Linked DNA regions of Homo sapiens: region 2 is linked to region 1. Evidence: read pairs that join two places in POLR2A ChIA-PET (ENCODE). Cell type or tissue: endothelial cell of umbilical vein. All regions are shown on one strand.

Region 1 (2,500 bases):
CCTTCTCAAAGTGAGAGCATGCCCACCCTTGCCACCCTGCGACCTGTCGCTGCCCACACCTGCTGGTTGAGGAGGAAGCGCATCCCTGAGGTGATGAACGTGGAGAGAAAATCATACACCTTCCTGTGAGGAGAGGAGAGGCCGGATGAGCCCAGAACCTGCCTCCACCCCAGTCCAGGTCCAGGAGAAATCAGTGACTAGGGAAATAGTGGCAGTAGGAGTCCTCAGCTTCAGCCTGAATAACAGCTCCTCCACGTAGGTTTTCCAAGAACCAGGCCCAAATTCCCTCTCCAGTCTAATTCTCAAGACCTCCTGACCTACTCTCTGGTCCCATCAGTCAAATGAATCCACCCACATTGCCTCAAACCCACTCTGAGCATCCCCACATCCATCGGCTTACTGATGCCCTCCCTTCCGCCCTCTGCATTCCTACTCTGTATTTTCCCATCTGAGCTCAGATGCTTCCTCTTCCAGGCAGTCTTCCCAGATTCCCCTCCTCTGAATCCCCAAAGCATTTTCTTAGTCCTTCTCTCCAGGCCCTGATATCAAATGTTTTTTGCTCCAGATAGGCTCTGAGCTCCTTCCTGCATCCTCAGGGACTGGCATACACTTTGTTTGATGAATAAATAATACTGACAGTGTACCAACACCAGGTTATAATCCATCATCTTCTCTCCCCCATCCTCTTCCAGAACAAGAACAATATCCCCTTCTCAGCAGCAAAAATAAAAAAATAGGCCGGGCACAGTTGCTCAGGCCTGTAATCCCAGCACTTTGGTAGGCCGAGGCGGACAGACCACCTGAGATCAGGAGTTTGAGACCAGCGTGGCCAATATGGCGAAACCCTGTCTCTACTAAAAATACAAAAAAAGTAGTTGGGCATGGTGGTGCATGCCTGTAGTCCCAGCTACTTGGGAGGCTGAGGCAGGAGAATCGTTTGAACCCAGGAGGTGGAGGTTGCAGTAAACCGAGATGGCGCCACTGCACTCCAGGCTGGGTGACACAGTGAGACTCCCTCTCAAAAAAAAAATTATTATTTTTGTTATTATTATTTAGAGATACCAATTATTGAGAATCCAGTACATGGCCAAATGTGCATATCAGATAGTCCTCACAGTTACTCTTATCTAAGTGGCCAGCACTTAAATATACATTTATCATATGCCAGGTGCTGTTCTAAATTTTTTTTTTTTTTTTTTTTTGAGATGGAATCTTGCTCTGTCACCAGGCTGGAGTGCAGTGGCACGATCTCAGCTCACTGCAACCTCCGCCTCCCGGGTTCAAGCGATTCTCCTGCCTCAGCCTCCCACGTAGCTGGGACTACAGGCACGTGCCACCACGCCCAGCTAATTTTTGTATTTTTAGTAGAGATGGGGTTTCACCATGTTGGCCAGGATGATCTCGATCTGTTAACCTTGTGATCCGCCCGCCCAGACCTCCCAAATTGCTGGGATTTCAGGCATGAGCCACCACAGCCAGCCTTGTTCTAAATATTTTTTACATATACCAACACAAATAATCCTGACAACGATCTTATAAAATAGGATCTTATAAAATGAGGATATTGAGGCACCAAGCTTCAGTGACTTGGCCACGTTCACACAGCCAGGAAGTGACAGAGCTGAGCTTTGGACCCAGTTGGTCTGATTCCCAGGCCTATGCACTTTGCATTGCGCTAGGCAGATGAGCTGTGGGGCTCGAAAAGGGTGAGCTGGGGTTGGGGCTGGGGCTTACTTGAAGGTTCCCCCGAAGGCCGCGTGCATTCTGGAGACAGAGGCCTGGCAGGAGACATTGGACACTTTCATCCGTCCAGCGGGATCCCGGGAGAGCTCCAGACCAGTGCGGATGGACACACCCTCAGCTGAGGCGTTGATGTAGCCCCCATCATAGCTGCCAGGGGGGTTAATATTCACTCCAGGTAGGAGCTCAATTGAGTCTTCAGTGCCCCCATGCATCACCATACCTCTTAATAAGGTTTCACCTCTTTCCACACATCCTACCAAACCTTCCTATCAACTCGTATGAAATGCATATGCCTGTTTCTGTTACACAGATGAAGAAACGGAAACTCAGGAAGGCTAAGGGGGCTGCCCACAGCCCCACAGCACCTCCAGCCCTCCTGACCCACTCTCCACTCCCCTGAGGGTGCTGGGTCCTTACAAGAACCAGTAGAGCAGCTGTCTCCGGAAGCGCAGCCCCAAGGAGGCATTGGTGATTTGAAGCATCAGCTCCTGCTGTGGCTGGAAATCGAGCTCGGAAGATGTCAGTTGCAGCTCTGTGACCTTCACCCTACAGGAGGCCTCAGGGTCAGATCCAGGGCCAAGAAGAGGGAACTTCCCCCAACGACAGGAAATTTGTCTGCTCCCCTTTCAAGTCCAGGCCTGGGGAAGCGGGAGTGGGTGGAATGAATTCTTCCATTGTCCCTCAAGTGCCCAACTTAGACTTGGGTGGCTCAAAGTTGAACTTGGGTGGCTGAGAGAGGAGGTCTTCCTGATCCAGG
Region 2 (2,500 bases), 920 kb before region 1:
TGCCTCCCAAAGTATTGGGATTAGAGGTATAAGCCAGCACACCTGCTCTGTTGCTCAGGCTGGAGTGCAGTGGCATGATCATAGTTCACTGTAATCTTGAACTTCTGGGCTCAAGTGATCCTCCCACCTTAGCCTCCCAAGTAGCTAGGACTACAGGCATGTGCCACCATGCCTGGCTAATGTACTGTTTTTTTTTTGTTTGTTTTTTGTTTTTTGTTTTTGAGACAGTCTCGCTCTGTCACCTAGGCTAGAGGACAGTAGCGCAATCTTGGCTCACTGTAACCTTCACCTCCCAGGTTCAAGTGATTCTCGTGCTTCAGCCTCCCGAGTAGCTGGGATTACAGGTACCTGCTACCACACCCGGCTAATTTTTTGTACTTTTAGTAGAGACGGGATTTCGCTATGTTTCCCAGGCTGGTTTCGAACTCCTGAGCTCAGGCAATCTGCCCACCTCTGCCTCCCAAAGTGCTGGGATTATAGGCATGAGCCACCGTGCCTGACTGTCTAATGTACTTCTTTAAAGTATTCGTTGGGCTTTGTTTTTTATGTTTAAAATTTCAACTTATTTGAACTTATTTTGGTGAAAGTATAAGGTAGGCATTTAAGTGTAGAGTTCTACAAATGACTAGATTCCCAGTGCTTTTTTTTTTCATAATCTATTCTTTGCTTGCTGATTTTAAATGACATTTTAATCATAAATCATATGTATATGTGGTATATATAACAGGTTATTATATATACATATATATGATATATATGTACACACACACATACATATACACATATGCCATAGTGAACTTCTGGACTTTATATTTTTTATTGCTATGCTATTGTACTAATATAACTTTATAATACAAATCTAAGTGGGGTTAGTGTACACTCATTGCTCTTATTAATTTTCAAAAACTTTCTAGCTATCCAAGTAACCATTTCTAATTGAAATAATCCAGTGAAAACAATTTTGACTATCACCATTTGAAAACACCCTTGCAAATTTGAAGTTTCAGAGCTAAGGAAATGACTAAGCAGTAAGTTAGTTCCTGTGTTAGTTTTTTACATAGGACTGACAATGAGATTGATTTAAATGACCTGTCATTTGCTTCTGACTGGCATAGCCTAAATCACAGGCATTTCAGAAGGAATATCAGTGATGATGATCGGAAGTCCTTTTTCGTATTTAGTTCTGTTTAAAAATTCTTCTTTTGCTGGGCATTGTGGCTCATGCCTGTAATCCCAGCACTTCGGGAGGCCGAGGCAGGTGGATCACCTGAGGTCAGGAGTTTGAGACCAGCCTGGCCAATGTGGCGAGACCTTGTCTCTACTAAAAATACAAAAATTAGTCGGGCATGATGGTGGGCGCCTGTAATCCAAGCTACTTGGGAGACTCAGTCAGGAGAGTCGCTTGAACCCCAGGGGCGGAGGTTGCAGTGAGCCAAGATTGTGCCTCTTCACTCCAGCCTGGGCAGAAGATCAAAACTCTTTCTCAAAAAAAAAAAAAAAATCCTTCTTTTGCTAAAGCATAGGAACTGTAGGGAGGTTCTCTTTCAGTAGGGCCATGCCATCCTGAGAAAGTATGCAAGTGGTTATTTGCTGTAATGTGTACTGTATCCACATATTCTTCTTTAGCCCATAAACTAAGATATTTTGTATATTATTTTTTATATATCAAGTTTAAAATTTTTTTATTGCACATGTATGCTCATATAAACCTTCAGAATGTTACAGATGTATACAGGATAGACAGTAAAAATCTTTAGTGATTCTGCCTACTAGATATAATTAATGGTTTGGTGTGTATTACTCCAGATTTTTTGTGCTATGATATAACAGTGTTTCATATTATTGGTTATTGTTTTATTATTGTTATGATCATCATTATTATATATATTTTCCTTTTACAAAAACAGGGCTATATTATATATAATTGTACAACTTTTTTTTGCTTTGTAATGTATGTTGTGCATTTTTTTCATGCTAGGAAAAGGTATATATCTTCTTTTTTTTTTCTTTTTAATATGGTGTTTCAGTATATGGTTATTTATTATATTTAACTTACTATCTTTTGATGATCATTTGAGTTGTTTCCTTTTCCTCCTCATCTCCCCCATTACAGACATTTCTACAGTCTTTGTGCATATCGTTTGAGATACTTGAACATAAGATAGATTTCAAGAAATAGATTTGGATCAAAGGATATGAATATTTAAAAGTTGAATAAATATTGCCAACTTATGTACTAAAATGTACCAATTTATACTACAGTAACATTTTATTTCGGTGCCTGATTTTCTATGCTATTATCAGCATTAATTATTAATTTAAAATTTTTTGTCAGTCATTTTAGTTTTTGTTTTAATAATTGATTGAGAATCTTTTTGTGTTTCTTTGTCATTTGAATTTCTTCTATGCCTGCTTGATCATGCTCAGAGTATGGTTTTTATATGTATTTCAAGTACAAGGCATTTTTTTATTGTTGGAAAAGCCTCTTTTTCTCAGTAGT

Evidence for each region. ChIA-PET counts read pairs that join two places held together with the same protein. Peaks named below come from ENCODE experiments on the same cell type or tissue, not always from the same donor. Only the 100,000 strongest peaks of a DNase experiment are listed, where the experiment ranks them.
Region 2: POLR2A ChIA-PET joins it to region 1 with 7 read pairs; 1 of 35 experiments calls an interaction of 5 or more read pairs at or near these places.

Annotation. Positions count from the first base shown.
Region 1 is chr20:45,907,782-45,910,281 of GRCh38, forward strand. It overlaps PLTP (phospholipid transfer protein), which reads right to left. Exons shown (of 16, transcript NM_006227.4): 4 at 2,161-2,289; 5 at 1,735-1,890; 6 at 60-123. Among named protein-coding and RNA genes, the nearest start is that of PLTP, 3.1 kb to the right of the region's middle. In endothelial cell of umbilical vein, no CTCF peak of the experiment used is centred here; no DNase peak of the experiment used is centred here.
Region 2 is chr20:44,992,494-44,994,993 of GRCh38, forward strand. All of the region lies in intron 5 of STK4 (serine/threonine kinase 4), which reads left to right. Among named protein-coding and RNA genes, the nearest start is that of STK4, 27 kb to the left of the region's middle. In endothelial cell of umbilical vein, no CTCF peak of the experiment used is centred here; a DNase peak (open chromatin) is centred at 1,048; H3K27ac peaks cover 1,620 bases.